2 separate regions of the Homo sapiens genome follow, and region 1 is linked to region 2. A link is a loop called in an ENCODE intact Hi-C map of the cell type or tissue named here. Cell type or tissue: transverse colon. All regions are shown on one strand. Each heading gives the region's core, and the rest is flanking DNA. Links, peaks and the distances in the headings are about the cores only. Region 1 overlaps LOC124902288 (a long non-coding RNA gene). Region 2 overlaps ABL1 (ABL proto-oncogene 1, non-receptor tyrosine kinase).

Region 1 (16,470 bases), core at 3,809-8,808, 51 kb before region 2:
TTTTTTTTTTTTCTTTTTTTTGAGACAGTCTCTCTGTGTCGCCCAGGCTGGAGTGCAGAGGCACGATCTCGGCTCACTGCAACCTCTGCCTGCTGGGTTCAAGCAATTCTCAGCGTCAGCCTCCCAAGTAGCTGGGATTACAGGGGCCCGCCACCACACCCAGCTAATTTTTGTATTTTTAGTAGAGACGGGGTTTCACCCTGTTGACCAGGCTGGTCTTGAATGCCTGGCCTCAGTGACCCACCTACCTCAGCCTCCCAAAGTGCTGGGATTATAGGCCTGAGCCACAGTGCCCGGCCCTTTTTCCTTTCTTTTTTTGAGATAGGATCTTGCTCAATCATGCAGGCTGGAGTGCAGTGGCACACTTGGCTCACTGCAACCTCCACCTCCTGGGTTCAAGCGAGTCTCCTGCCTCAGCCTCCCGAGCAGCTGGGACTACAGGTGCGTGCCACCACGCCCAGTTAATTTCTGTGTTTTTAGTAGAGACGGGGTTTCACCATGTTGGCCAGGATGGTCTCGATCTCTTGACCTCGTGATCTGCCTGCTTCAGCCTCCCAAAGTGCTGGGATGACAGGCGTGAGCCACCAAGCCCAGCTGACAATGGATTTTCTTTGTTTTCTCCTTCATCTGAAGATGTCTTCCCTTTGCCTTCATTTTTAAAGGATATTTTCTCTGGGTATAGAATTATAATCCGAGAGTATAGAGGTTGACAAGTTTTTTGGTATTGGTTTTAGTTTTGGGTTGTGTCTTTTTGTTGTTGGCTTTTGTTTTGTTTTTGCCCCTTATAGATGTTTCACTGTCTTTTGGCTCATGTGTTCCGATGAGAAGTCAGCCCTTCATTGGGTCCTTGTTCTCATCTGTTTAATACCTGTTCCCATACCTGCCCTTTCTCTCTCACTGCTTTTAAGATTTGCTCTTTATCTTTGGTTTTGGAGTATTTGACTATGAAGTGCAAGCTGCTTTGTTTCTTCTTGGTGTACATTCAGCATCTTGCATCTTCAAGTATCTGCGTATCATTAAGTTTGGGCAGTTTTTGGCTCTTGTTTCTTCTAAATTTTTTCTACCCCATTCTCCCTGTCCCTCTCCTTTTGGTATTGTAGTTACCCACTGGAACACGTGACATTATGTAGCAAGTCTCTGAGTCTGTTCATTTTTTTCCTTCAGTCTTTTTTTTTTTTTTTGAAATGGTCTCTCTCTGTTGCCCAGGCTGGATGGTACAGCGGTGTGATCACGACTCACTGCAACTTTGGCCTCCTGGGTTTAAGCCATCCTCCTGCCTCAGCCTCTTTGAGTAGCTGGGACCACAGGCACGTGCCACCACGCCTGGCTAATTTTTTGATTTTTACTAGAAACAGAGTCTTGCCATGTTGCCCAGGCTGGTCTTGAACTCCTGGGCTCAAGCAATCCACCTGCCCTGGTCTCCCAAAATGCTAGGATTACAGGTGTCAGCCACTATGCCAGCCTTTTCAATTTTTTATCTCTCTTCTTCATCTTGGTTAATTTCTACTCATCTTTTTTGAAATGCACATACTGTCCTTTTCTTTGTCCATTCAGCTGAGTATATCCAGTGAATTTTTTATTTCAAAAAGTTAATTTTTTTCAGTTCTAGAATTGCCATTTAATTATTTTTTGTTGTTCCTATTTCCCCCATTGAGATTTCCTACTTCTTAGCTGAGATTTTCATTCATTGGAAACATGCCTTATACTGCTTCATTGAGATGATTATAATAGCTGCTTAAAATCTTTGTCTATTCCAGCATTTTGTTGATCTGCAGGTTAGACTGGCAGTTGAACTAATTTGTCCCACTGTCTTGCTTCTTTGTATGGTGGGTAGTTCTGGATTGTTTACTGGACTGTATGAATGTCAAATTCTGGATATTCTGGATTCTGTTACTTTTCTCTAATACTTGTTTGGTTTTATCAGGTGGTTTTCTTGGCTGGGTTTGAACACAAATGTGTTTCTCTCTGAGATCTTTAGTCTGTAGCTGAGCTGCTTTGTGTCTGTCCCATGCATGAGTGGCTCAAGGGTCAGTCAGGGATGTGATTGTACGGGGATTGGAGATCTTCCCCTGCCTTTTTCCCTTCTAGGATTACTTCAGTCTATTTATTTATTTGTTTATTTATTTAGAGACAGAAGTCTTCCTCTGTCACCCAGGCTGGAGTGCAATGGCGCGATCTCAGCTCACTGCAACCCCTACCTCCCGGGTTCAAGCGATTCTCCTGCCTCAGCCTCCTGAGTAGCTGGGATTACAGGCCCGCACCACCACGCCCGGCTAATTTTTGTATTCTTAGTAGAGAAGGGGTTTTGCCATGTTGGCCAGGCTGGTCACGAACTCGTGAACTCATGCTCTACCCGCCTCAGCCTCCCCAAGTGCTGGGATTACAAGCGAGAGCCACTGCGCCCAGCCGGCTCTCTTTGTTATTCATAGTTTCCTGGCTTCTCTTTTCTGAGCCACCCAGCCAAAAATGCTTTGACTTTTTCTATGCATGTTTCTGTCATGTCTGTGCATGACATAAATCATAATATCCTAAGACACAAAATTGTTAAAGGCAATAATTTGGAAACATACAACAATAAATAAAATGGTTATAGAGATGTAACTTTAAAAAGTTGAACATTTTGTTAAAACGATTCCTGAATATGCTGGAAAATTCAGATAGTTAACAAAATATTTTGAGGATAAAAAGGAAAGGAATCTGTTATCTGGAGGTAGAATAACTTGGCCATTTTACAGAAAGGAAACAAATTCTGATTTCACTTTTTGTATATCATCCATTTGACAATTTTCAATAAAAGGTTTATTGAAAACGGAATACATAAGGCTGGTGTTTGGACCTTTTTCCTAATTAGAAATTGTCCATGTCTCCAAAGATTATTAACTCAGTTTATTATCAGCTAAAGAGATCTTAAAGTTGACTAAACACCTGGAAATTAAAACTTAGGCCAACACATCAAAGTCTTTATGACTTGAAGTGTTTTAAGAATTAATGAGGCAAAGCACACACCTGTGGTCCCAGCTACCCAGGAGACTGAGGCAGGAGAACTGTTTGAGCCCAGGAGTTTGAAGCTGCAGTGAGCTATGATCATGCCACTGTTCTTCAGCCCAAGAGACTGAGTGAGACCTCTTAAGAAAAAAAAAAAAATGACCGGACACAGTTGCTCACGCCTGTAATCTCAGCACTTTGGGAGGCTGAGGCGGGTGGATCACGAGATCAGGAGATCGAGACAATCCTGGCTAACACGGTGAAACCCTGTCTCTACTAAAAAAATACAAAAAAATTAGCAGGGCGTGGTGGTGGGCGCCTGTAGTACCAGCTACCTGGGAGCCTGAGGCAGAAAAACGGCGTGAACCCAGGAGGCGGATCTCGGCAGTGAGCTCACACCAGTGGCTCACACTTGTAATCCCAGCACTTTGGGAGGCCGAGGTGGGCAGATCACCTGAGGTCAGGAGTTCGAGACAAGCCTGACCAACATGGAGAAACCCCGTCTCTACTAAAAATACAAAATTAGTGGGCGTGTGGCGCATGCCTGTAATCCCAGCTACTTAGGAGGCTGAGGCAGGAGAATCGCTTGAACCCGGGAGGTGGAGGTTGCAGTGAGCCAGGATCGCGCCATTGCACTCCAGCCTGGGCAACAAGAGCCAAACTCCGTCTCGAAAAGAAAAAATTCATGAGACTAAATCATTTTAAAAAGATGTCTTTTATTACAATTTCTTTCAATTAAACAGTTTTATATTTTTGAAATTTTAAACAATTTGTGCAAACGAGATCCTACTGGACCTATAAAACTAATGTAGTTAATTTAGAAGGTTTAAATCACGAGAAGTTAAGCCCAAATCTTGGGTTGATTTAATTGTTGTGTTAACATTGTTTTTATATCATAATAAAATCAGAAGGATGCATAGACTTGTTTTTAAGCTAATATTAACTTCTATTTCTAGCCCAAAGAGTCATCTATCAAAAGCCAGCTCATATTAAGTAGGGGGACCAAGAGGGAGGTCTCTCAGTTAAACAAAGTTATTGACTTGTCTTTAGACAGGCAAGACAGAGTATCTCCTCATAAGGTTTTCTTTTAACCTTTTTGTTCTGAAGTTAATATGTCTTTTAAGTGAATAATCTTGTTTATAACAACATTTTCTTTTCTGTTTTGTTTGTTTGTTTGTTTGAGACAGAGTCTCGCACTGTCACCCAGGCTGGAGTGCAGTGGCACAGTCTTGGCTCACTGCAACCTCTGCCTCCTGGGTTCAAGTGATTCTCCTGCCTCAGCCTCCCGAGTAGCTGGGACTACAGGCACATGCCACCACTCCCATCTAATTTGTTTTGTGTTTTTAGTAGAGACGGGGTTTCACAATATTGGTCAGGCTGGTCTCGAACTCCTGACCTCGTGATTCACCCACCTCGGCCTCCCAAAGTGCTGGGATAACAGGCATGAGCCACTGCACCCAGCTATAACAACATTTTCAAAGTGGCACATTTTAATATGAATAAACCTTCTACAATCACAGGCCTAGAAAGTTTTTCTTTTTCTTACGGAATTTCTTGACTGTTTACTTGTACTAGATATTTCTTCGGTATATTCATAATGACAGAACAATTGTTTATGATTGATTGATCTCCAAAGTTTCCCAAGAAAAGAGAAAAAGTAGGAGGGGAAGGAAGAAAGAAGTGAGCAGAAGTTGGCTTCAGAGAGATAGGAAGGGCCAGTTCCCTTCTCTGTTTAAGGAGGGGAGAAGACTTAGATGCAGGGAAACTCATTTTGACATGCCAACTCAAACCACAGAAGCCAGAGTCAGTTCAGCTGGTTTCAGTAGTAACTCAGGACCTTGACAATTCTGTTAAGCCATGTCCTTTAAAAGCCAGCTCTTATTAAGTAGGGGGATGAAGGGGGAAGCCCTTCAGTTAAACAAAGTTACTGACCTGTCTTTTAGACAGGCAGGACAGAGGATCTCCTCATGAGGTTTTTTTAACCTTTTTGTTCTGAAGTTAATGTGTGTTTTAAATGAATAATCTTATTTATAACAACATTTTCAGCGTGGCAACTGCAGTTTCAGAATGGTGGAATTATACCAGTCAGAGAGAGATGCAAATGATTTAAAATAGGAAGAAAGCAGGTGTCTGGCCCAGAGGACCAGATTAAGAAGACCCCATGAGAGTTACAATAGTTAGTGAAAATGGTGCTTCTGCAAACCTCATGTCTACAGAAGCTGGTCAAAGACCAGATGCCACCAGGTAGAATCCCAGCAAACTCTTCAATGGTAGATATCTGTCACCATCCTTAGGAGGTAGGTCTGTGGAAGCTCACTATAATACCATTTGCTTAACAGATATACAAACATGGATCAGATATAATTTCAACCCACAAGGAGCTCACAGTCTGGCTCTTCTTTTGAGGCAAAAAGACTAAAGCTGTTGCCTTTATGGTAAGATAAATCTGCCTTGGAGTCAATCCAAGGTGATTTAATTACTGTAGGTAGTTGTACCAATAAGGCTTGTATCCCAGAGAACTCCATATTGCATTTAAGCTTGTTAGTAAGCCAGGCCAGCTCTATTTCCTGTGAGGACTTTAAAAAAAATTGCATTCACACATTTAAAAATTAGCATAAGCAGGGTGCAGTGATGCACGCCTGTAGTCCCAGCTACTTGGTAGGCAGAGGTGGGAGGATCACTTGAGCCCCAGAAGTTCAAGACCAGCCTGGACAACAAAGTGAAGTGAAGACTGTCTCAAAAAAATTAATTATGACATAAAATGTTATATGTCTTAATTTACACAAATATAAGTATATACTTTTAAATCCCATTCTTACACACAAAAGCTAGCATACTGTGTAAAGTATTCTGGACCTACACACCTTTATTTTTTTAACATAACAATATGTCTTGGATACATTTTCCTATTTGTCTATAGAAAGTTTCATCATTATTTTAAAAAATTTGTTTTTGGCTGGGCACAGTGGCTCATGCCTGTAATTCCAGCACTTTGGGAGGCCGCGGCAGGCGAATCAGGAGGTCAGGAGTCCGAGACTAGCCTGGCCAACATGGTGAAACCCCATCTCTACTAAAAATACAAAAACTTAGCTGGGCGTAGTGGCGGGCGCCTGTAATCCCAGCTACCCGAGAGGCTGAGGCAGGAGAATCGCTTGAACCCGGGAGGCAGAGGTTGCAGTGAGCCGAGATCCTGCCACAGCACTCCAGCTGGGGCGACAGAGTGAGACTCCATCTTAAAAAAAAAAGTTTGCTTTTATATTTCATACCTGCATGGTATTCTATTGTGTGAGTAGGCCATCATCCAGTGGTCTTCAAACTTTCCTGTGTACTCCGTAACAGAATTTGTTGTTTTGACATGCAGTCTCACTCTGTTGACCAGGCTAGAGTGCAGTGCCACAATCTCAGCTCACTGCAGCCTCCACCTCCTGGGTTCAAGAGATTCTCATGCCTCAGCCTCTTGAGTAGCTGGCGCATGCCACCATGCTTGACTAATTTTTGTATTTTTAGTAGAGACGGGATTTCACCGTGTTGGCCAGGCTGGTCTTGAACTCCTGACTTCAAGTGATCTGCCCGCCGTGGCCTCCCAAAGTGCTGGGATTACAGGCTTAAGCTACCACGCCTGGTCTTCTAATAGAATTTTTAAAAACTGTATTTACCCCCTTGCACATTTAAATTGACATCTAAGATTTTTATTATAAGTTTAAATAGTTGTAAAGGATGTATTTTCCATTATATTTTATACATTCCTTAATTTTATATATATATATATATATATATATAGTTTTTTTTTTTTTTTTTTTTGAGATGGAGTCTCACTCTGTCACCCAGGCTGGAGTGCAATGGTGCGATCTCGGCTCACCGCAGTCACTGCCTCTAGGGTTCAAGAGATTCTCCTGCCTCAGCCTCCCGAGTAGCTGGGATCACAGGCACCCGCCACCATGCCCGGCTAATTTTTGTATTTTTAGTTGAGATGGGGTTTCACCATGTTGGTCAGGCTGGTCTCGAACTCCTGACCTCAGGTGATCCCCCCCACCTCAGCTTTTCAAAGTGTTGGGATTACAGGCGTGAGCCACTGTGCCTGCCCTCCCTTAATTATAATTTAAAAAATTTTTGCAGATGTAGATTTATATAAATTGGCAAGCCAGTTCTCTTTATCAAATTAACTGATCAAAAAAAAAAAAACAGATTAACTGGTCAAACATAGATTTACTTTCTGTCAGTAAAATTTTGACTTCATTTTTTTAAATCAAATAAGCATGTTAACCCGGTATTGCTGTGACAACCTTTATCCTAATTTCTTTTCTTCTTCTTCTTCTTCTTCTTCTTCTTCTTCTTTTTTTTTTTTTTGAAATGGAGTCGTGCTCTGTCACCCAGGCTGGAGTGCAGTGGCACAATCTCGGCTCACTGCAACCTCCACCTCCCAGGTTCAAGCAATTCTTCTGCCTCAGCCTCCCGAGTAACTGGGACTACAGGCATGCACCACCACGCCTGGCTAATTTTTGTATTTTTAGTAGAGATGGGGTTTCACCGTGTTGGCCAGGCTGGTCTCGAACTCCTGACCTCAGGTGATTCGCCCACCTTGGCCTCCCAAAGTGCTGGGATTACAGGCATGAGCCATCGCACCCAGCTTTTTTATCCCAATTTCAAGATGGGTGGGCAGGTAGGTAGGTAGGCAGGTGGGTAGATAGATAGGGCCTTCAGACTTGCCTCGCATTCATCTTTTACATAAAATAAGACAGTTTCACCTTGAACACTTCTGTGGTGAGACTGTTTAGTCTTGTAGCTCTAAACTCCAGCCATACTCTGATGACTCCCACATTTATAAATCCCAGATTTGTATACTCAACTACTTATCTAACAGGTCAAAACTGAACTCTTAAAATTCTTACATTTGTGTCCACACATGATTGGCTAAGCTAATGGGGCTCAGATTTACCCTGTCACCTGAAACAACTGTAAAACTGGAGAAAATATGTCAAACTCTGAAGTTATTAGGTCTAAGGTGATTAAGAACAGCGAATCCTGAGACCTGAGAAATAGAGCCCTATGATTGCTCTGATTTAATGCTCGGAGAAAGTTTCCAGACCGCGGTGCGGGGAGAAGGAACATCAGCAGGCCCCAGCAGTCTCTCCTCATTGAAGAGGTAAAATGAAAATCCAGGGCAGCTGGGGCAGCTAGAGTTCACAGGCAGAGAAACAAAGAGGCAAGAGATGCACAGAGAAGAGAACACTGGCCTGCAGATGCCCAGGGAGCCCACTCGAGTATTCGGTTGAGTACTGATCAGTGCACCCATGTGAGGAAACCCCTTAGTTCAGGGAAGGAGCCACTCAAAAGGATTAGAGAGAACCATTTACGGAGTTCACACAGGGCCAGAAATAGTTCCTGTTCCCAGTAGCAGAGTAGAACATTTCATGATTCAGGGGTATTGATTGGAGTACTAAGAAGAGTTGTATTAGTGAAGGTTCTTGAGAGAGAGAGAGAGAGAGAGAGAGAGAGAGAGAGAGTGTGTGTGTGTGTGTGTGTGTGTGTGCACGTGTGAAGAAATTTATTGTAAGGAATTGCCACGTGATTATGGAGGCTGATAAGTCCCAAAAATCTGCAGGGCGAGTCAGCAAGATGGAGACTTAGGAGAGCCAATGATGTGGCTATAGTCCAAAGGCTGACAGGCTCAAGACCCAGGCAGAGCCAATGTTTCAGTTCAAGTCCAAAGGCAGGAAAAAAGTTGATGTCCCAGTTCGAAGGCAGTTAGGCTGGAAGAATTCTCTTTTACTCAGGAAAGGGTCAGATTTTTTGTTCAATTCAGGCCTTTAACAGATTGAATGGGGCTCACCCACATTAGGGAGGCCAAGCTGCTTTACGCATTTTGCCAGACTAACGTTTGACCAAAGATCTGAGCACGTATGGCCCAGTCAAGTTGACACATAATGTTAATCATCACAAAAGTCTTGCCTCAATAGTTGGGAAAAATTAATCCTAGAATAAATGCTATTCTGGTCTTGCTTAGCAAAGGTTAAGAGCAAGACCAAAAAGATCAAACCTTTTCCAAACAAAAGCTGAAGAATATTTTTAGGGATACAAAACCATCTAGGACCGAGTGTGGTAAAATGCACAATGTTTACCAGCCATTCCAGAATTACTAGGTATGAGCAGAAGTAGTAACATACAACCAATAACTGACCAGAAATGAGACAGATTATATAAGTAGTACATTACAGACATTAGTCATTATAATTGTATTCCATGTGTTCAGTAAGCTAAAGAAAAGATTTAATATGTTAAGTAAAGACATGAAAGATGATGGCTGGGCATGGTGGCTCACGCCTGTAATGCCAGCACTTTGGGAGGCCAAGGTAGGTGGATCACCTGAGGTCAGGAGTTCAAGACCAGCCTAGCCAACATGGTGAAACCCCACCTCTACTAAAAATACAAAAATTAGCTGGGTGTGGTAGCGTGCACCTATAATCCCAACTATACGGGAGGCTGAGGCAGGAGAATCACTTGAACCTGGGAGGCAGAGGTTGCAGTAAGCCAAGATCGTACCACTGCACTCCAACCTGGGCGAGAGAGCAAGATTCCGTCTCCACAAAAAAGAAAGATACAGAGATGAAAAATACACTGAAGACTGTCAGAATAAACATTGCACAAGTAAAGATTTGTGATTTTGAAGACTTAACCATAGAAACTATCCAAAATGAAGCAGAAAAAAAAAAGAAACCCTGAAAAAAATACATGAACACAACATCAGTAAAGTGAGGGACAACATCAGGTAGCCAAATGTGTGTGGAATTGGAGTCCCTGAAGGAAGGGAGGGTATGAGGGACCAAAAAATATATATAGAGAGAGAAAAAAAAATGGCTGAAAAATTTCCAAGTGTAATGAAAGCAGTAAACACACAGATCCAAGAATTTCAAGGAACTCCAAGCACAGGAAACATGAAGAAAAACTATATACTAAGGCACATCTTAAGCAAATTGCTTAAAACCATGGTTTAAAATGGCCAAAGAAAAAGATACATTATATACTTAAGATCAGGGTGACACCAGATTTCTCATTGGAAACAATGTAAGCCAGGTTAACAGTGGAACAATACATTTAAAGCAAAGAAAGAAAACAGTTGTCTACCTAGAATTCTTTTCTCAGTGAAAATACCTTTCAAAAATGAAGGCAAAATAAGGTCTCTTTCAGACTTTAAAAAAAAAAAGGAAGAATTTATTACCAGTAGATATGCAGTACAAGAAATATCAAAGGATGTAATTAAAGCAGAAAGAGAATGATAACTGGTAGAAAACTGGAGCCACCAGGAGTCCCAGGCTGCAGTGAGCTATGATCGCACCACTGCATTCCAGCCTGGGTGACAGAGTGAGACCCTCTGTCTAAATAAACAAACAAATAAAAGAAAACTGGAGCTATAAAAATAAATGAAGACAATGCAAAGGGTAACTAAGTGGATAAATACATAAGATATTTTTTCTTTTTGTTTCAGTCTCATTAAAAGATATGTCTTAGAGGTAATTACACATTGTAGCATTTGTAACTTACATAGAAGTAAAGTTTATGACAATAGCAGCACAAAGACTGGGAGTGGGAGAACAAATATACTCTTGTAAGCTTTTTACACTACATGTGAAGTTGTATAATGTCAATTGAAGGTAGACTGTGATAAGTTAAAGATGCATATGATAAAATCTATAGTAGCAGAGTTATAGCTAATGAGCCAACAACAATAAAAAGTTGGGATATAATCCCAACACTTTGGGAGGCCGAGGTGGGTGGATCATGAGGTCAGGAGTTCGAGACCAGCCTGACCAACAGGGTGAAACTTTGTCTCTACTAAAAATACAAAAATTAGCCGGGCATGGTGGTGGCACCTGCCCGTAATCTCAGCTACTCGGGAGGCTGAGGCAGGAGAATCACTTGAACCCAGGAGGCAGAGGTTGCAGTGAGCGGAGATAGTGCTACTGCACTGTAGTCTGAGCGACAGAGTGAGACTCCGTCTCAAAAAAAAAAAAAAAAAAAAAAAAAAGTTGGGATAAATATCTTTAAATAATCCAAAAGATGGCAGAAAAAAAAACTAAACAGGAAAAGCAAACAGAGCAGATGGGACAAATATGAAACAAAGAGCAAGATGGTAGGTTAAAATTCATATCAATAATTAATTCACCATTAAGGGCCAGGCAGAGTGGCTCATGCCTGTAATCCCAGCATTTTGGGAGGTGGATTAGGAGGATCACTTGAAGCCAGGAGTTTGAGACCAGCTTTGGAAGCCAAGTGAGACTCCATCTCTACAAAAAAAAAAAAAAAAAAAAAAATTAGCCAGGTGTGGTGGTGTAGTTCCACTCAGGAGGCTACGGTGGGAGGATCACTTGAGCCCAGGAGTTTGAGGCTACAGTGAGCTCTGATCACACCACTGCACTCCTCCAGCCTGGGTGACAGCGAGATTCCATCTTAAAAAAAAAAAATCCTCATTAAAAGCAGACATTGTGAGATTGGATAAAAAAGCAAGACCTATTTATATTTATATGCTGTCTACAGTTATCCCACTTTGAATATAAAAATACAAATACGTTAAAAGCAAAAGAGTGGAAAAAGATGTTAATATGTTAACATTAATGAAAAGAAAACCTTAGTGGCATATTAAACAAACTATATTTTAAAATGAATGTCACCAAGGATAAAGGAGAATTATTTCATAATAATAAAGAGATACATTCATCAAGACATAATTCTAAATGTTTATGCATGTATTAACAGAGATTCAAAATACAAACTTTTCAAGGAGAAATAAATCTGTAATTATAGTTGAAGGTTTAACAACTCTCTCACAAAAACTGATAGAACAAGTAGACAAAAATCAGTGAGGATATAGAAGATTTGGACAATATAATCAACTGACTTGACTTAATTGATGTTCAGTAGAACATTCGACCCCTAAACAGCAGAATACACGTTCTTTTCAAGTGCATATGGAACTGTTTCCAAGACAAATCATTTTCTGGGCCATTTTAAAAGCCTCAGTAGACCCGGCGGGTTGGCTCACGCCTGTAATCCCAGCACTTTGGGAGGCCAAGGCGGGCGGATCACCTGAGGTCAGGAGTTCGAGACAAGCCTGGCCAACGTGGTGAAACCCCGTCTCTACGAAAAATACCAAAAATTAGCTGTGTGTAGTGGTGGATACCTGTAATCCCAGCTACTCAGGAGGCTGAGGCAGGAGAATCACTTGAACCCGGGAGGCAGAGGTTGCAGTGAGCCGAGATTGCACTACTGCACTCCAGCTGGGCAACAGTGAGACTCCGTCTCGAAAAAAACAAACAAACAAAAGCCTCAGTGAATGTAAGCTGATTCAATTTGTAGAAAGTATGATCTCTGGCCAGGTGCGGTGGCTCACGCCTGTAATCCCAGCACTTTGGGAGGCTGAGGCGGGCGGATCACGAGGTCAGGAGATCAAGACCATCCTGGCTAACATGGTGAAACCCCTTCTCTACTAAAAATACAAAAAATCAGCTGGGCATGGTGGCGCTCACCTGTAGTCTCAGCTACTCAGGAGGCTGAGGCAGGAGAATCACTTGAACCCGGGAGGATGAGGTTGCAGTGAGCCGAGATGGTGTCACTGCACTCCAGCCTGGCTGAGAGAGCGAGACTCCATCTCCAAAAAAAAAAAAAAAAAAAAAAAAGAAAGTATGATCTCTGGCCACAAGGAATTAAATGAGGAATTAATAACAGAAAGGTATCTGGAAGATCTTTCAAATATTTGGAAAATAACATAATTTTAAGTAAATCATGGGTCAAAGAAAATCAACAGCGAAGTAAGTAAGTATCTGGAACTGAATGAAGGTGAAAGTGCCACATAAAATTTGTGTGATGGAGCTAAAGGGAAATTTATATAGTGCAGATGGTCCCTGACTTATGACGTCTCAACTTACATTTTTCAATTTTATGATGGGTTTTTCAGGATGTAACCCAATTTTAAGTTGAGCATCTGTATCAGAAAAGAACAAAGGTCCCAAATCAATGACCTTGGGGTCCCACTTTTAGAAATTAGAAAAAATGAAGACTAGTGAAACCCCAATTAAGCAGAAGAAAAAGCCAGTGTGGCCAGGCAGGGAGGCCCATGCCTGTAATCCCAGCACTTTGGGAGGCTGAGGCGGGCAGATCACAAGGTCAGGAGATTGAGATCATCCCGGCCAACATGGTGAAACCCCGTCTCTACTAACCATACAAAAATTAGCTGGGCGTGGTGGCGCTTGCCTGTGTAATCCCAGCTACTCAGGAGGCTGAGGCAGGAGAATCGCTTTAACCAGGGAGTCGGAGGTTGCAGTGAACCGAGATCGCGCCATTGCACTCCACCCTAGCGACAGAACGAGACTCCGTCTCAAAAAAAAAAGAAAGAAAGAAAGAAAAAGAAAAGGCCAGTCTGGAAATCAATGAAACAGAAAACCAGTACAGAAATCATGAAACCAAAAGCTAGTTATTTGAGAGAGCAATGAAACTCATAAACCTCTACCCAGACTGATCAGGGGAAAAAAGGGAAGACAATAACTGTAATATCAGCAGTGAAAGAGATGACATCACACAGATTCTAAAGATATTGAAAGTGTAATAACTGAATATTGATCAGCAATCTAGAAGAAACAGATTCCTTGAATGACACAAACTACCAAAGTTCACTCAAGAAGTAACCATCTGCCGGGCGCAGTGGCTTACGCCTGTAATCCCAGCACTTTGGTAGGCCGAGGTGGGCGGATCACGAGGTCAGGAGACCGAGACCATCCTTGCTAACACGGTGAAACCCCGTCTCCACTAAAAATACAAAAAATTCTCCGGGCGTGGTGGCGGGCGCCTGTAGTCCCAGCTACTCAGGAGGCTGAGGCAGGAGAATGGCTTGAACCTGGGAGGCGGAGCTTGCAGTGAGCCGAGATTGCACCACTGCACTCCAGCCTGGGTGACAGAGCCAGACTCTGTCTCAAAAAAATAAAATAAAATAAAAATAAAGTTTAGTAAAATAAAAAAAATCAGTAAAATACAAATAAAATTTAGTAAAAATAAAGCTGATTCTAAAATGCATGTGCAACAGAGGATCTAGAGTAGCCAAAATAAGCTCCTCTGTCTGACTTAAAGTCTTAATTAAAATAATCAGACAGGCCGGGCATGGTGGCTCACGCCTGTAATCCCAGCACTTTGGGAGGCTGAGGCAGGTGGATCACCTGAGGTCAGGAGTTACAAACCAGCCTGGCCAACATGGTGAAACCCCATCTCTACTAAAAGTACAAAAATTAGTCAGGCGTGATAGCACACGCCTGTAATCCCAGCTACTCAGGAGGCTGAGGCAGGAGAATCGCTTGAACCCGGGAGGCGGAGGTTGCAGTGAGCTGAGATCATGCCACCGCACTCCAGCCTGGGCGACAGAGTGAGACTCTCAAAATAATGAAATAAAAATAAAAAACTGAACTTCATATCTTGTCCCCAGATCTGATATAGTCACTTCTTCCTTTGTTCAGTTAAACCCAGCTTCATGTTTCTGCTTGCCCAGGGCCAATAACTTTGGGATCTTCCTTGACTCTTCTTTTTCTGTCAAACCCCGTACCAGTCTTTCAGGTAACCGTAACTTCAGAGTCTATCCAGGTCACCTCTGCTTGTCCAAGCCCCTGTCATCTCTCACTTGGATGATTTCATTAGCCTCTTGGCCAGGGTCCCTGCTTCTGCTGGTATTTCCTTAGTTTCTTCTCCCTACAGCAGCCAGAGCTAATCATTTTAAATGTCATATTTCTGTCTCGCCTCAGCTGCAAACCTTCCAGTACCTTCCCAGCTCCTTCTAAATAAACACCAGAGGCCGGGTGCAGTGGCTTATGCCTGTAATCCCAGCACTTTGGGAGGCCAAGGTGGGCAGATCACCTGAGGTCAGGAGTTCGAGACCAGCCTGGCCAACATGGTGAAACCCCCTCTCTACTAAAAATACAAAAATTAGCTGGGCGTGATGGCGCCTGTAATCCCAGCTACTTGGGAGGCTGAGGCAAGAGAATCGCCTGAACCCAGGAGGTGGAGGTTGCAGTGAGCCAAGACTGCGCCACTGCACTCCAGCCTGGGCAACAAGAGTGAGACTCTGTCTCAAAAAATATAAATAAATAAACAAACAAGCACCAGAGCCCTGGCAGTCACCTGTGAGGCTTCACCCCGTCTCCCCACCCACTATAACCTCTGACTTACCTCCTTTTACACTCCTTCTTGCTGACTCTGTTCCTTCCACATTGGCCTCTTTGCTCTTGCTTGAATGATCCCCAGTCATCCTCCCTGCCCAGGGCCTTTGCACTTGCTGTTCTCTGCCAGGAAGGTGCTTCCTCCGTAGTTCACTCTTCACCTCCTTTGGGTCTTTGCTCAGTTGTCATCTTCAGTGATGGCTCTTCTGATCACCTTATTTAATTTTTATTTTTTAATTAAAAATTTTTTTTGTGGAGATGTCTTGCTATGTTGCCCAGGCTTATCTCAAACTCCTGGACTCAAACGATCCTCCTGCCTCAGCTTCCCAAAGTGCTGGGATTACAGGTGTGAGCTACCACACCCGGCCCCGATCACCTTATTTAAAATTGCAGCTCCCAGCCCCCAACCCCAGCATACCCATTCCTCTTTTTTTTTTTTTGAGACAGAATCTTGCTCTGTCTCAAATTCCCTCCAGCCATGAGCCCTGAAATGAAACAAGTTATCTATTTCCAAAACACAACAGTGGGGCAGGCATAGGATAGACATTCCCATTCCAAAAGGGAGCAATAGGCAAGAAGAAAGGGGTAGCTGGTCCCAAGTAAGTCCAAAACCTGAGACAGAGTCTTGCTCTATCGCCCAGGCTGGACTGCAGAGTGGTGCGATCTCAGCTCACTACAACCTCCGCCTCCCGGGTTCAAGCGATTCTCCTGCCTCAGCCTCCCAAGTAGCTGGGATTAGAGGCATGCACCACCACACCTGGCTAATTTTTGTAGTTTTAGTAGAGGCAGGGTTTCACCATCTTGGCCAGGCTGGTCTCAAACTCCTGAACCTCAGGTGATTCCCCCCGCCTTGGCCTCCCAAAGTGCTGGGATTACAGGCGTGAGCCACCGCCTGGTCTCCCTCATTCCTTTTGTTATCAGTCATCCCTCCCAGCCCTGGCAACTGCTGCTCACTTTCCTGACCTTAGAATTTTGCTTATTACAGAATGTCATATAAGTAGAATTATAAAGTATCTAAGCTTTTAAGTCCTAATGCATTTAAGATCTGTAAAAAGTAAAGTAGAGGTTCCTCTTCAAAGACTTTCCTCCCCATCTAATTAGGAATAAATAGTAACTTCTCTTAGAAGAAAAATTTATTCAAAGACCTGTGCTAACATTCTTAAATATCTGCTAGCCGTAATAAAGAAATCAATGTACTTTATATTCTTAGCTCTCACAATTTAGCCTAAATATTTGCCCTGGCATGCTTATACTGGTCCAAGCAAGCATTAGGTCATGGCCTGTTCCTCTTCCT
Region 2 (16,470 bases), core at 6,358-11,357:
TTTGAGTGGCTTTTAAAATATATCCTATTTTATGCATGCAGCATAAACTAACTTATCCTGTGTTGATAGATATTTTGTACTTGCCCTTTTCTGTGCTGTTGTTTAAAATTAGTGTATAGAAATAATTGTGTTGATCACTTAGGATAAATTCCTAGAGGTAAATCAGATATTAAATTCTTTATAGACTTCTGGTTCATATTCCAGTTGCCCTCAATTTATACACCTACTACTAGCATTGTATGAGAGTGCCCGTTTCTCTGAAATCTTACCCACACTGGCTGTCAGCGTCAAAAAGATGTATCTGCAGATTTGGCAAGGAATTTGCATTTCAGTGATTATTATCAAGCGTTCACACACTTTCCATGTTTAATGGTAATTTTTTTTGTTTTTTTTTGAGACGATGTCTCACTCTGTTGCCCAGGCAGAGTGCAGTGCCGCGACCTTGGCTCACTGCAACCTCTGCCTCCCAGGTTCAGGTGATTCTCCTGCCTCAACTCCTTAGCAGCTTGGATTACAGGCATGCGCCACCATGCCCGGCTAATTTGTGTATTTTTAGTAGAGACGGGGTTTCACCATATTGGCCAGGTTAGTCTCAAACTCCTGACCTCAAGTGATTGCCCGCCTTGGCCTCCCGAAGTGGTGGGATTACAGGTGTGAGCCACCGCACCTGGCCTTTAATGATAATGTAAATTTTTTGTGAATTGTTTATTCGTGGCTTTGCCCCATTTTTTCCATAGTGGAGGGATTTTTCTTTTTCTTGTTGGTATGTAAAGTCCTTGTGTGTCAAGAATGCTCTGCCTCACAGTTTTTCTAATATAATGACAGTGGAAGCTCGTAACTGGCTTCCACTTGACTGACTTGCTAAATTGACCGGCACTCTTCACTTCCTTATAAAACATGCCTCCATAGTCCCTGTGCCCCATGGCACATGGGATGGGGTAGCCACACTACCACTGTCTGCTGCTGCATATGTTCCTGTCCACAAGAGCCAGTCATGTTTGTTTCCAAGCCTGGTTCTTTCAGATATAGCTGTTGTTGTAATTACTTGGTTGATATGAAACCAATGAAATGCAAGTGTGAAAAGAGAATTGTTTCTAGGAAAATTAAGATGAATGCTTTAGAAAGACTCAGTAAAGGAAGATAAATTTAACAAATTACTACAGAATTAGGTGTAAGACAACAGTAAATGATTGGAATGAATTACAGAAATCTAGAAAGCTTTGACAGTGGGAATGCGTAGTGAATGGCTCTAAGTTCTCCCTCCATCTGTAGGAAATTGAAGCTGGAAGTGAGATGATATATTCATTATAGGGAGGACTTACAGAAGAAAACATCAAGCTCTAATCACATGTCCACATTTCGTTTTGTTTACTTATTTTTTGAAATGGAGTCTCACTCTGTTGCCCAGGCTGGAGTGCAGTGGCATGATCTCAGCTTACTACAACCTCTGCCTCCTGTGTTCAAGCGATTCTCGTGCCTCAGCATCCTGAGTAGTTGGGGCTACAGGTGTGCACCACCACGCCCAACTAATTTTTATATTTTTAGTAGAGACGGGGTTTCGCTATGTTGGCCAGCATGGTCTTAAACTCCTGACCTCAGGTGATCTGCCTGCCTCGGCCTCCCAAAGTGCTGGGATAACAGGCATGAGCCACCGCACCCAGCCCCACATACCTACATTTCAAAGGACAGTCTTTGGCCCTACAGTCAAGACTACCAAACCAATGTACACTAAATGGGGGTGGGGATCACGTTGTTGTTTTTTGTTTGTTTTTGTTTGTTTGTTTGTTTGTTTGTTTTTTTGAGAGAGTCTCGCTCTGTCACCCAGGCTGGAGTATAGTGGCGTGATCTCGGCTCCCTGCAAGCTCCGCCTCCCGGGTTCACGCCATTCTCCTGCCTCAGCCTCCCGAGTAGCTGGGACTACAGGTGCCCGCCACCACGCCCAGCTAATTTTTTTGTATTTTTAGTAGAGACGGGGCTTCACCGTGTTAGTCAGGATGGTCTCGATCTCCTGACCTCGGGGATCACATATTTTAATAAAATTGATAATCCCTAATAGTGATGGCGCTAGGTGTACTTTTAGAGCCAATGTAAATAGTCGAGAAAGGGGGCCAAACATATGACTAAGCTTCTTCTACACTCTAGGAGATGTCAGTATTGCAAGATCCTGTTCCTTGAAATTATCTTTGCCCCCCGCCATTCAGAAAAATTACCAAATATTGTAATAATGTAATTTAGGACTTACCCTTTCAGAGAAACAGTTCCTGAAGGTTGACTTCAGTTAGTAGTACAGAAGCGAGACTTGAAGCTCTTCATGGTTTATGTTCTGTTGGTTTATCCCAAAGAGATGTTTTAGAGCACATTCATTTCTGAAAGTTCTCGGTCATGTTTCCGGAAGTTTGATCAGGTGGGTTCTTTTTCTTTTTTTAAAAGATAATTTTTTTTTTAAAGATAATTCAGAATCAGTCCCACCCCTGAGATGGTATTATTACCCAGGAAAGAATGCGTGAGGATCCTCTAAATCCATAGAGAAGGAAAACTAAAACAATTTTGTTACCATTTGTTTGGCTCAAGCATCTGGTAGATCCTTCAGTTCTTTTCAAATTAGAATTTTCCTCTCTTTTTCTTTTTTTTTTTTTTTTTTGAGATGGAGTCTTACTCCATTTCCCAGGCTGGAGTACAGTGGCACAATCTCGGCTCACTGCAGCCTCACCTCCCGGGTTCAGGCAATTCTCCGGCCTCAGTCTCCTGAGTAGCTGGGATTACAGGTACCCGCCACTAATTTTCATATTTTTGCCTGGCTAATTTTTGTGTTTTTAGTAGAGATGGGGTTTTGCCATGTTGGCCAGGCTGGTCTCGAACTCCTGACCTCAGGTGATCTGCCCACCTCAGCCTCCCAAAATGCTGGGATTACAGGGGTGAGCCTCCACGCCGGGCCTCTCTTTTTAAGATAATAAAAATTACTAAACATCATAATGACATGATTTGGGATTACTCTTTCAGAGAAACAGTTCCTAAAGGTTTACTTCAGTTAGTGATTTTTATTTTTATTATTTATTTATTTTTTGAGATGGAGTCTCACTCTGTCTGCCAGGCTAGAGTGCAGAGACGAGATCTCAGCTCACTGCAACCTCCGCCTCCCAGACTCAAGCGATTCTCCTACCTCAGCCTCCTGAGTAGCTGGGACTAGTAGCTGGAACTACAGGCGCCCGCCACCATGCCCGGCTAGTTTTTTCTATTTTAGTAGTGACGGGGTTTCACCGTGTTGCCCAGGTTGGTTTTGAACTCCTGAGCTCAGGCTCAGGCAATCTGCCTGCCTCAGCCTCCCAATGTTCTAGGGTTACAGGCATGAGCTACTGTGCCTGGCCCAGTTAGTGATTTTTAAATTGTAGTTCCTTAAATGAGTATTTTGGATTTCACTCCACAATGTTCTTCAACTGTAAGATCTACTTGAGGTTATTTGATTTGCTGGTTTGCAAGAACTCGTCTACACGTTGTCTTTATCACAAAGAAATTCTGGAGCGTTTGAGCCCTGTTCAAAAAAAAAAGGCAAGAAGAAACTTCAGGAACAAATAACCTATTTGACCCTGTAATGAATAATATTCACACATTTTCTAATTTAAGAGCTGTTGATTGATTTCCAACTTTTAGAATCTGTTTCAGACAAAACATGGAAGTTTAGTAACAGTTTTTTCTATTCTGTAATAATAATTGCCACAAGGTTAAAAAAAAAAATTTACAGAAGAACATATTTGAGGGTGGTCGTGGGGGCAAGAAAGCTGGAAGGACGGGTGGGGTGTGTTAATAGCCTTGTCTTGTGAAGTAAGTCCTCAGAGACGCTGTCCTAGTTGGAAGAACAGGCAGTGAAGGTGTGCGTCTGTTACGGAGAATAGGACTCCAGTGATCTAGCTGGTACTTAGAGAGGTGGGGGTGATCACCAAAAAAACAGCTCTGCCTCTGGGAGCGGAGAGGACTGGGATAGAAAGTATTTGTCTTTCATTTTAAGCCCTTCTGTACGATTTGACTTTTCTTTTTTTTTTTTTTTTTTTTTTTGAGATGGAGTCTCACTCTGTCACCCAGGCTGGAGTACAGTGGCACGATCTTGGCTCACTGCAACCTCCGCCTCCCAGGTTCAAGCAATTCTCCTGCCTCAGCCTCCCAAGTAGCTGGGACTACAGGCACCTGCCACCATGCCCGGCTGATTTTTGTATTTGTAGTAAAGACAGGATTTCACTGTGTTGGTCAGGTTGGTCTTGAACTCCTGACCTCATGATCCACCCCCGGCTTTTTTTTTTGACACGGAGTTTCTCGTTACCCAGGCTGGAGTGCAGTGGCGCAATCTCTGCTCACTGAGACCTCCACCTCCTGGGTTCAAGCGATTCTCCTGCCTCAGCCTCCTGAGTAGCTGGGACTACAGGTGTGCGTCACCATGCCCGGCTAATTTTTGTATGTCTAATGGAGACAGGGTTTCACCATGTTGGTCAAGTTGGTCTCAAACTCCTGAACTCAGGTGATCCACCCACCTTGGCCTCCCAAAGTGCTGGGATTACGGGCGTGAGCCACCATGCCCGGCTAAAGCAAGAAATTTTCATTGCATATTTTAAGCAAAGGCAAATGCATATGTGGATAGACTGTTTTAATTTGACTAAAGTCATATTGAATCCATGAATTTTAGAAGCTCAAACTATTGGGGAACAATAATTACCACCTTGGAGTGAAAATACTTAATTTCCACAAGATTTAGTAAAGGAAGAGTTTTTTAAAAACCACCTTAATGATAATAGTATGTACAGATGTTAAGAAATGAAATAGGAATGTGTAATGTTGGAAACACAAATATTTTTGCTTCTGAGAATAAAACTAATTTTTTCTCCCAATTTTCTCTTCCTTTTTCTTTTTTCTGTTCCCCCCTTTCTCTTCCAGAAGCCCTTCAGCGGCCAGTAGCATCTGACTTTGAGCCTCAGGGTCTGAGTGAAGCCGCTCGTTGGAACTCCAAGGAAAACCTTCTCGCTGGACCCAGTGAAAATGACCCCAACCTTTTCGTTGCACTGTATGATTTTGTGGCCAGTGGAGATAACACTCTAAGCATAACTAAAGGTAAAAGGGTTGTGGGCAGCTAGTGGTGGTTGCAGGAGATAGAAATCTGGGAATTGCGGTTTGACCTACCACCCTTTGCTCGTTAAAGGAGCAGCTTTGAAATCTGGACTGCAGGGATATCCAAAACAACAACTGCATGTTTCTAAGGGAGTCGACTCTCCTTAGAGGAGTTCTTGTACAATAGCCCTGGGCAAAAACAGAACTTGCCCTATTTTTTATACTGAAAAGGACAGCTGGACAAAATACTGAACGCAATTTTTCCCCTAAGAAAAAGCATTATTTCCCTAAAATGTCTTATATTAGGAACAGAGCACTTGAATAAACATAATTGATTTATAAAAACTGAGGCTATACACTTACCTATCTGTTCAGTACAAACAGGAAGCTTCAAATGTAAACGTGAATTCTCATACACTTATAAATGCATATCTTTATGTGGACTTGTTAAAATGAAATTGGTATTTAGGAATTTGGAGATTTTTAGTAGTTACACAAGAATCAATGAAAAAGAACGAAGCTGGTTTCCAAAGCTGATATGTCTGATTTGGTTCCTTTCTTCTCAGGTGAAAAGCTCCGGGTCTTAGGCTATAATCACAATGGGGAATGGTGTGAAGCCCAAACCAAAAATGGCCAAGGCTGGGTCCCAAGCAACTACATCACGCCAGTCAACAGTCTGGAGAAACACTCCTGGTACCATGGGCCTGTGTCCCGCAATGCCGCTGAGTATCTGCTGAGCAGCGGGATCAATGGCAGCTTCTTGGTGCGTGAGAGTGAGAGCAGTCCTGGCCAGAGGTCCATCTCGCTGAGATACGAAGGGAGGGTGTACCATTACAGGATCAACACTGCTTCTGATGGCAAGGTAGGGGACCCTTGGCAGGGGGCGCTGATGGGCCCAGGGCAGGGGAACCAGAGGTCCTGCTGTCGGATTGATAAATTATTGCAAGAAAGCTCAACCAAGAAGATGTTTAAAGAATCTTTCAGGTGGGAGTCATTCCATTAGCCTTATGAAGACCCTTTATTGAGGATCCGTTCTGTGATATTACAAGTTCCTGGGACTGGTATGATTCTCTTATTGTCTTGCTAGAGTTTTGTTGTTAGCAAGTTACTTAAAATAGGAGGAATATCTGTTGGGTTTTGGACACATTTTTTACAATAAGATTCTTCCTTTAAAAAAAATATTTTATAATGATAGAAATCATCCCCAACGAGAAAAATTCAAATAATAGATAACCTTTCTTAGAGCGAAAGACCACTTTACTATCCCCTCCCCCACAGACGCCTGGCACGTGGGCTTCTTCCTGCGGATGAACACATTCATGGAGAGGTGTGTGGACATACGTGCATACACGCATGCAGTTTTCAGTGAAAACCGGGATCAAACCCACAGCTTACCAAACCCAAAGTGTGGTGTTGTAAGGGAGGTGGCCTATATGATTTTGTGGTCTTCATATAAATAATCCTTAAGAGTCCATAAAGAGAAGGGAGGAGTTAACATTGACTGAGGTATTGCTATAATACCTGCATCTTTGCATTAAAGAAAGGGAGGCATAAAGAGATCTTGCCCGATGTCAACCTAGTGAGTCACTGATGGAATAGGCTTGGATCCCACAGTTTATTCTACTGCACCAGGCTGTAGTTGAGGTACAGTGTTGATAGGTGGTCCCGATGGTGTATGTTTGTTTGTTTGTTTGTTTTTGAGATGGAGTCTTGCCCTGTCACCCAGGCTGGAGTACAGTGGTGCGATCTTGGCTCACTGCAACCTCTGCTTCCCATGCTCAAGTGATCCTCCCACCTTAGCCTTCCGAGTAGTTGGGACCACAGGCGCACACCACCATGCCCAGCTGTTTTTTGTTTGTTTATTTGTTTTGAGATGGCATTTTCGCTCTCATTGCCCAAGCTGGAGTGCAATGGTGCGTTCTCGGCTTACTGCAACCTCCACCTCCCGGGTTCAAGCATTTCTCCTGCCTCAGCCTTCCAGGTAGCTGGGATTACAGGCATGCACCACCACACCCAGCTAATTTTGTATTTTTAGTAGAGACAGGGTTTCACCATGTTGGTCAGGCTGGTCTCAAACTCCTGACCTCAGGTGATCCACCTGCCTCAGCATCCCAAAGTGCTGGGATTACAGGCGTGAGCCACCACGCCTGGCCGTTTTTGTATTTCCAGTAGAGACAGGGTCTCGCCATGTCGCCCAGGCTAGTCTCAAACTATTGAGCTCAAGCAATCTGCCCTCCTCGGCCTCCCAAAATGCTGGGATTACAGGCACGAGCCACTGTGCCCAGCCTATATTTTTTAAATAGTATGTAATGCATGCATATGGTTAAAAAAAATCAAAAGAACAAAATGAATTACAGTAAAAAGTAATCGTCTCCTAATTCACTTTTCCTGCCCAGAGGCAAGCACTGGTACTAGTTCCTTCTAGAGTTACCTGGACACAGATGGATGGTATATAGATGTTTATGTGGATGTTTATATTCAAAAAGGCACGCAAATGATACATGCACGCGAATGCATCATGCTTCTCCCGTGTGATAATACACCTTCGAGATTGTTTTATGGCAACAGGTTTAGAGCTGCCTCATTCTTACCAGTGACTGTGTACCGTGGATGGACTGTCACTTATTTCAGTAGTCCCCTGCTGGTTGACTTTTAGGTTGTTTCCAATCTTTAGTTATTGTAAATAATGCTGATATGAGGTGGCTTTCAAACCTTTTCAAAAATCTGGTTCTGCTGTAAGAAAAACTCATTTTACACCACCACCCAGCCCTCACAATATAACAAAAGTTTCATGAAGTCTTACCTACCCTTACTGTATGTAACGCACTCTGATAGTTTGTATTTCATTCTGTTCTATTTCATTTTTTAAAAATTCTGGTTGTAATCCACTAAATTTATTTCATAGACTGACTAGTGGCCCATGGCCTGGTTTGAAAATGCGTTGCACGTGCTTCTTTATGTGGGTGTAAGTGTGTGCAGATAAGTTGCCAGAACTGACTGAAGGTTATGTGCATCACCAGGTCACCCTCTATAGAAATTGTACAAATTTGTTCTCCCACAAACAATCCATGAAAGGGCTTGTTTCCCCTTAACCCACACCAACAGTTTATTATTAGACATGTAAAAACACCTTTGTCACTCTGACTGGTAAAGAATGGCATCTCATTATGTTGAATATCCATGTGGCATATTTTGGGTCATCTTTATGCCATTTAGTAAATTCATCTTTTTCCTACATGTTAGAAATATACCAAGTGTATATGTGTATCTAGGCCTGTTGACCTCTCTGTTCTCTTCCATTGGTCTGTCTATCCGTATGCCAGTACCAAACTTGTAATTGCTATGGCTTCATACCATGTTGTGGTATCTGATAGGCTAGTCCCCACTTACCTTTTTAACTTTTTTTTTTTTTGGCTGTCTTCACACATTCACTTGTACCATATGAACATACATATACTTCCTTTTTAATGTTCTTATTTTTCTTCACATCCCAAAGTCTTCTGGCTGAAATCCTATTGCCCATATCTGATGCTTTCCACCACTGCAGAATTCTTTAGTACCAACACTGCAGTGTGCGTGACGGACAAAAGAGCCTGTTATCCCTGTGTGACTAGACGTGGGCCTGTCAGCTTGCTTTTTGGGTTATTGTTCTTATCCCAGAGGTGGAGCTGCGTTCTTCCATTCTGAGGGACGTACTTCAGGACATTGGGCCCTTTGAAAGAGCCTTCAGACCACAAGGGTACCTTTCTAGTGAATCAGAACACCAGGGTGCACCGCCCATGGGGGGTGATTTTCTGGAGCAGACAGCTTGCTTCCCATGTGTGCTATTTATCCAAGGCAAGTCATGCTGCACCGAGATAGTCACTTGAGGTTTGCACCGAACAGGATAATGGTTTCTTTTCCCTAGAGCTGTTTAATCAGCAACCTTGGAACAGATGCAGGCAGGCATGATCTAGTGTGACAGCTCATTAGCTAGGGGTTGATCTAAAATACTGTTCAAATGGGCAAGGAAAGGCCTGCGTATGGGATATGTGATTTGCAGAATTTGAGATTCATCCAAAGAGGGAGAATCTGCCTAAGATGCCTCTGTCTAAAAGCTAGTATGTGCCAGGTGGGTTTGTTTCATTCCAGGTAGAGCACAGGGAGCTTATGTGACCAGGCAGTGTCCACCATTGGGCAACACATCACACTTCCCTTGGCGTCTTGCCTCCTCCCTCCCCGTCTGGCACAGACTCTCCCATCAGCCGTTTGGGCACCTGGGGACTTCTGAGCCCACAGCGTCATCCAGCAGACCGTCTGCGGAGGTTCCTTCCTGTGAGGGCCGCACTCGAGGGGGTGTATTGGGTGGGATCGTATCACTGGAATGAGTGAACATCGTTAGAGGGAGCTCCCACAGCTATGCGTGTGACCGTGTGGCTCGCCGCTGAAAAATGCTGCTCACATAGCAGAACTTCGATGCAATCCTTTTTGGATTTCTAAGGGGAAATTTTAAGACCGATAGGAGGAATAGGCTGGGGTTGAATAAGTTTGGTTCTTATTTTTAAATTAGCTCATCTTTAGAAAACAACTGAATTTAGAAGATTCTTCTGTAAGGCCCCAAAGGATTTCTTTCTGCCTCCCCGCTCTTGGCTCTTATTTGTGTCTCTCCTCGTGTTCTGAGCTTTTCAGCAGCCCTTGTGGGTCATCAGCCGAGGACCATCAGCTCGGGGCCCAGAGCTGGGGACTGGGAGTTATGAGCTGGACTCTTGAAGGGGCCAATACTAAACCGAGCCGTTGCCATTTCCTAGGAGCCTTGACAGGCTCAAACATCTCTGGGTACCCGGGGATTTGACTGTCATTGTTCTGATCCTTTCCCAAAGTTGTAACCCTCTGTTGACATAGCGGAATTGAAGATTGATTTTTCTTCACCACCTTCTGCCTAAAGTTCTTAGTTCTGAATGTGTCCACACCTCATTGACTTCTATGAGATGCCCCTGTCACGTTCCTCGATTCCTTCTAGTCCTTAATAGAGTCTTTCCTTTTCTTGAAAGAAATTTGCCCAGTTGACATTTATTTTCATCGTCTGCTGAAGTGACAGATCCAAGGCCCTAAGCTTCAGCAGAGTTGCAGGAAGGGACCATTTACACAGCCTCTTAGATGTTTAAGGTTTACCCGCCCTGACAGTGGCTCAGCAGGCGTAGGCCTCCTGGTGAAAAGCCGAGCACATGGCTAACCTGCTCTGGTGGAGGGGCTTTGGACCGTTCTTGTGTACTGCGAGGCTTGCCTTCCTGCTGGTGTGTGAGCAGCTCTCGGGGGAACTTGCTTCCTGGCTGAGCAACCTGTAAACAGTATGTCTGAGGTGGGACTCCCGGGCCCAAAGCAGCCAAAGGTTGCACAAGTCTAAGCTCCGTTAGGCCTGTCAGTGTGGCTGTCAAAAGAAACGCTGTTTCTTTTCTTTCTTTCCTTTTTTTTTTTTTTTTTTTTTTTTTTTTTGAGACAGGCTGTCACCCAGGCTGGAGTACAGTGGCACAATCTCGGCTCATTGCAACCTGCGCCTCCCAGGTTCGAGCGATTCTCCTGCATCAGCCTCTCAAGTAGCTGAGACTACAGGTGCCCACCAGCATGCCCGGCTAATTTTTGTATTTTTAGTAGAGATGGGGTTTCACCATGTTGGCCAGGCTGGTTTCGAACGCCTGACCTCGTGATCTGCCCTCCTTGGCCTCCCAAAGTGCTGGGATTACAGGCGTGAGCCACTGCTCCTGGCAAAATGCTGTTTCTAAGCGTTTCTTTGACAAGTCCCATCCTTCAGGTTCATGCATGATTAGGGAGAGGCAGCAGCCCTGACTGAGCACCTGAGTGTTCATGGAACCAGGTGCATAGCGTAATGACATGCCATTCATGACACTACTTTCTTCCCTGAACATGCCATGAATTCCTGATGATTACACAGTTCCCCAACAAGTGCTGCTCAAAACCTGGAACTAATCAGAAGGAAGCACCAGCCTTGACTGTTAGTGGGACACGGGGAAGATGGCTGTGAACCAAATATGCGGTGCCTTTGGGGGAGAATGGTTTTAGTATTTAGTAAGTGTCAGTATGTAAGTTTTATGTTGAAAAATGAACTAAGTCACAACAAGGTCTATAAATTTAATTATTGAAAAGGATAAAGTTGGGCCATTCAGTGAAACCTCCTGTAACTGAAGTCTCTAACACAGTAGCCAATGGGGGAATCAAATGAGCCCAAGAAGAAATTCTGCGTAAACTAGGACTTAGGGGAGCCCTTAGCATTCCACTTTGGAGTGAAGGAACCCGATCCGCCAGTTGGGGAACGCTCCTTTGAGGCCCATGTGCTTCCTGCTCCGACGGGAGAGAGGGATAATGAGACTTGCTCCCAGGTGCCCTGCCCTGGAGCCCAGCAGGCCACACGGGCTCTTTGACTCTGTACTGTGCCAGTGATTTCCAAGATGGGAGTGGTGCTCTGATTGCAGGAATGTCTTCTTGGAATGGCTTTTCTCACTTCTCTAGAGTCCTTGGTAGGGAGCACATCATCAGCTGAGCTAACGTGAGAACAGGGGTTGGAGCACTTGCCACCGGCAGTGAAGTAATCGGACAGCTGACAGTCTTTTCCAGAGGGTCGGGGATTGGGAGCTGACCCCAGGTCCCGCTCCGTTTTCTTTGTGTGCAGCACTTGTGTTGGTGACCAGCAGTGAAGAGAGTGCGTGGACGTCACCGTGTGGTTATGAAGCTAACGGCAGCCCTCAGCGGTGCCGACTTCCGCTCCCCGACACATTCCTGTGTGCACGTTCGTGGGTCTGAGCGTGACTCATGGTGTGTGTCCCTAGAGCAGTTCACTCAGAGGCTTCTCTTCCGTGCTCTCAAGAATAAAAGCAGGGCCGCCACATCCTGATAAGTCTTGCCATTCAGCGGTCCTGTCTTGCAGAGGGATAAGCCAGTGTCCCCAGGCCACAGTCCTTACACCTTGAGCAAGTTCCCCAGAGTGAAGCAATCTTTCTAGACAAGTTTTGCGTTTCTCAGAATTTTATTTTAGTGATATTGTTACCAAAAGATTGTAACCCCAAAATGTGTGCCTTTGGCTTGCCTGTTTTAGGAATTCACTTGTGTTATCTCCCCAAGCAAAACAAAAGAAAGAGAAACCTTCCTGTTGACGAATCCTTTTTACCTTCTTGAGAGTTGTCAATGGGACTAACTTGTATATTTCTTTGCTACCTTCTTTTAAAAACATTTTTCTTATTTACTATTACAGACGTATAGTAATGGTGCCTGACATAACCCACAGCCAAAGGCCTTGGCCTTGCTGTGTGTATTTCAGGCTTTTTCTTCCCTTTTCTTTTTTTTTAAGTAATAAGATATTACAGTTATAGCTGAAGCCTGATCCTGTTCCCTTTTCTCCCTCTCGTCCCAAGCATCACCACTGTCCCAAATCTGCTCCTTCTTCCCACATCTTTGCAGTTTGGGCAAGTCTTCTGAATGCCTAGTCATGATTTTAAGTCTTCTTTCCACCTTCAGTGATGGTTGGCTACCCTGAGCAAGCCAGTAGATTCAGTTATGTGCCTGGAGTCCAGATGTTTTATGTGGATTTTTCATGTGGAATTGTTTTTGGTAAGGAAGTATTCCCTTGCCACACCAATGAAAAGAGAAGAAAACAGGTAGCTGGCACCCACTGCATTGTTGCTTTCTGCCAGCCTGCTCCTTCTCCTTCCTCTCCAGCTCTGTTGTGTCCAGATGCAAACTCTACATGCAGGGTTTGACCCTAGGTCCTCACCTGCTGTAGCTCTCACACGGGGACCGAATGCTCTTGTGTCGTAAATCCTTCCTTTTGCTTCCTCGTGTTGGATGTGTTTAGTGGTTTTCATCTTCTGGTCACTATTTCATTCTAGGTTTATCCCCTTTAAATTATAAATTAAATGAATTCTTCGCTTTTCCTACCAGCAACTACCCACCAAGTTCTACCATGTGTTAATTTAATCAACAGTTATTTATTGAGTACTTATTACATGTTGATTTCCTGTTCTCAACATTGGAATGAAGACAGCTTAGGGTTCTGCTTTCATGAAGCTTGCATGCTCTTAGGTGGAGACAGACAGTAATTAAGCAGATAAACAGGAAATTATGAGCTAGTAGTGGGTCCATTGCTGAGAAGTAAGACAGGTGGTAGGATGACCCGTGCCGTGTGATGACTTTAGATTGGGTGGTTGGGGAAGACTTCACGGACCTTAAAACTGGCCTTGGAACGGGAAGCGAGAACTGGGCACGGAAGATGAGGGAGTGGGAGATTTCAGGCAGAGGGAGCAGCAGCAGGTACAGAGGCCCTGAGGCCTTTTATTGTGTCTTTTTGCTTGAGCGAGTAACTTAGAGCACACGTAGAGAAAGACAGCAGAAGTGATCTTCTAAACACTCTGTCCTGTGTGGAGAGCTCCTTATGTGAGATTTTGCTGTGTAGTGAATTAAGGCTCAGCCAAACTGGCTCACGTGAGCTCTTTGAGCTTGCCTGTCTCTGTGGGCTGAAGGCTGTTCCCTGTTTCCTTCAGCTCTACGTCTCCTCCGAGAGCCGCTTCAACACCCTGGCCGAGTTGGTTCATCATCATTCAACGGTGGCCGACGGGCTCATCACCACGCTCCATTATCCAGCCCCAAAGCGCAACAAGCCCACTGTCTATGGTGTGTCCCCCAACTACGACAAGTGGGAGATGGAACGCACGGACATCACCATGAAGCACAAGCTGGGCGGGGGCCAGTACGGGGAGGTGTACGAGGGCGTGTGGAAGAAATACAGCCTGACGGTGGCCGTGAAGACCTTGAAGGTAGGCTGGGACTGCCGGGGGTGCCCAGGGTACGTGGGGCAAGGCGTCTGCTGGCATTAGGCGATGCATCTGCCTGGAAGTCTACCTCCTGCCTGCTGTCCGAGGGCTTCATTGGCGCCACGGAATTGACTTTTCCGTCTTATATCATTCCTGTGTCTTTGTAGGAGTGGAATCATTCTCATAGTCCGAGTGTGTTTCCACATATGGTGAGAGCTGACAAGCATGGAGGGGTTTTGGTGTAAAAAGATTAGTCATTTGGAGAGGTTTTCTCATTTTATGGCAAGGTTCTTTTAAAGCCGTGGATTTCCATGCTGTTCGTGCGGCATGGAGATCACTTCCTACCGAGAGTTAAGGAGGAAAAAAAGATCTCTGAGTTTTGAAAGAAGATTTAACCAAAATGCATTTGACTCTTCTGTGGATTTTTGTTGGCTGATTTGGAAGGCAGGTGCCCTGGGCATCCCCAGTGGGTTCCAATTCTGCAGCTGCCCAGACTCCTGCAGGCAGAGGTGGAAGTGTCCCCGCTAGAAAGGCATCCAGGAAACTCGCTTTTGACCAACTCAGATACAGTCTGGTCTTTCTTGTTAACTGGGACTTTACCCTCTCCACTAATGAATAGTGTTTGTAGTTTCCAGGCAGGTTTTTTTCTTCTTTTGAAGTTCTTTGAAACCCTTAGGACGCCAAGGGAAGGAAGTTTTCATTTTCAGCCCTTTGCATTCTTCAAAATGTGATCCAGGCTTTTCCCTGTGGCGAGGGTGTCCCCTAGTGTTGACTTACATTATTTCCACTTGTTTTAAATGAACTTTGATTACCTTGACCTGTGCACAGAAATCAAGAGAGGCAGCCCCTTTTTAGAGCTGTTAGAAAAGAACTGAAACATCCACCTCTGGGAAAAATAGAGTTTAGTTTGTGCATGTGTCTCAGAAGTCAGGTGCACACATTGAGACTGGTGCAGCCACATGCCTGCCTTTTAGGGACTCCTTGACTGACCTGATGCCTTCACCCAAAGGCATAGTGAAATGGGAAGTATGATTTCTGACTGGTATGAAGTGGCTGCTTTAGAGAAAAGATCACATTCTTTAGTCCTAGAAACCAAAGGTGGCTTCCTGATGCTCTTATTCAGCACGTGCCTGTCTTTGAGGCAGGACTGGCACTGGGGTGGGGGCATGGTTTGGGGTTACCTTAAGGACCCTGGATATTTCTCAGATAGGACTTTTTCTTTTCTTTTTTTGAGACGGAGTCTTACTCTGTTGCCTAGGCTGGAGTGCAGTGGCATGATCTCAGCTCACTGCAACCTCCGCCTCCCCAAATTGGCGATTCTCCTTCCTCAGCCTCACGAGTAGCTGGGATTACAGGCACCCGCCACCACACCCAGCTAATTTTTGTATTTTTAGTAGAGATGGGGTTTCGCTGTGTTGGCCTGGCTGGTCTCAAACTCCTGACCTCAAGTGATCTGCCTACCTCAGCCTCCCAGAGTGCTGGGATTATAGGCATGAGCCACCACACCCGGCCCTGGACTTTTTCTTAATTGAATAAATATTTATCAAGTTCTTCACTTCTATTTGACGGTTCCTGGGCTCAACACTGGATTAGAAAATGAATGGGACAGAGTTCTTCATCTGAGACATAGGGTGGTCCAGGTAGTAGGAGGAAGAAGGATTGCAGCGCAGCAGTCCTCGGGACACCACCAGGGGGTGAACGAAGGAGGGACGGGGGAGCTGTGCAGGTGCCCCAGCTCCTTGGGTTGCACAGGGTTGAAGACCAGACCCAAGAAATGGGGCCTTGACCAGCTCAGCAAACTGAGAATGGCCTAGATTTCAGCACACTTTCACCAGGATTTGTCAAATGAAGGAAGATTCCAAGCGCAAAATACCCTAGATTTCAACCAGTAAAAGCTTGTCTGAAAACTTCCAAGATCGGGTTGTACAACTTGACATTTGAGGAAACGCTACTTCAGTAGATGGTGCTGTGGCATTGTTTTCTGAACAACTGAAGGAGGAGACTCCAGAGAAGGGTACCTGCTGGAGACCTGTGTGGTTTGTGGGGTGGGTTTCTTATATCACTGAATCTAAAGTGGGTGCCTTTCAGAATGTGCTTTACTAATAATGTGTTACTCTGCTTTTAATTATACTTCTAATAATTTTTCCCAAGAGCCTAATTAACTTACGATCTCACAGTTGGTAAAGAATTACAGGATGTCATTGCGTGGATTTCTGTGGGCAGTCACCCGGAGTGGTATCTAATTAGGGAAAAGGCAGTATGTCCCTTTCTGGAAGTGTGTTAACTGAAAATACGGTACTAAGCAACTGCTAAATAAATTAGCCCTCCTTCCTCCTGGCCGTGCGCAGAAACATCCCTGCAGTATGTTGCCTATTTGTCAAATAAGATTAGTGTAAATATGGGGCATTTACCTTTGCTATAGAAGCTGAAATTGCCAGGCACGGTGGCTTACGCCTGTAATCCCAGCACTTTGGAAGGCCAAGGCTGGTGGATTGCTTGAGCCCAGGAGTTAAAGACCAGCCTGGGCAACATGGCAAAACTCTGCCTCTACAAAAAATACCAAAAATCAGCCAGGCGTGGT

Evidence for each region. A loop is a pair of places that touch in the nucleus more often than their neighbours do. Peaks named below come from ENCODE experiments on the same cell type or tissue, not always from the same donor. Only the 100,000 strongest peaks of a DNase experiment are listed, where the experiment ranks them.
Region 1: a loop joins it to region 2, with 9 times the contacts of the local background. A loop is called at or near these places in 2 of 110 quality-filtered maps.

Annotation. Positions count from the first base shown.
Region 1 is chr9:130,800,930-130,817,399 of GRCh38, forward strand. LOC124902288 (a long non-coding RNA gene) reads right to left here. Exons shown (of 3, transcript XR_007061823.1): 2 at 15,187-15,390. It also overlaps a transcript of ABL1 not described here. Among named protein-coding and RNA genes, the nearest start is that of ABL1, 26 kb to the right of the region's middle. In transverse colon, for the core only: no CTCF peak of the experiment used is centred there; no DNase peak of the experiment used is centred there; H3K27ac peaks cover 1,206 bases.
Region 2 is chr9:130,849,144-130,865,613 of GRCh38, forward strand. It overlaps ABL1 (ABL proto-oncogene 1, non-receptor tyrosine kinase), which reads left to right. Exons shown (of 11, transcript NM_005157.6): 2 at 4,921-5,094; 3 at 5,658-5,953; 4 at 13,620-13,892. Among named protein-coding and RNA genes, the nearest start is that of ABL1, 22 kb to the left of the region's middle. RefSeq lists enhancers at 10,585-11,434, 11,435-12,282, 13,344-13,844, 13,845-14,345. In transverse colon, for the core only: no CTCF peak of the experiment used is centred there; a DNase peak (open chromatin) is centred at 9,378; H3K27ac peaks cover 3,446 bases.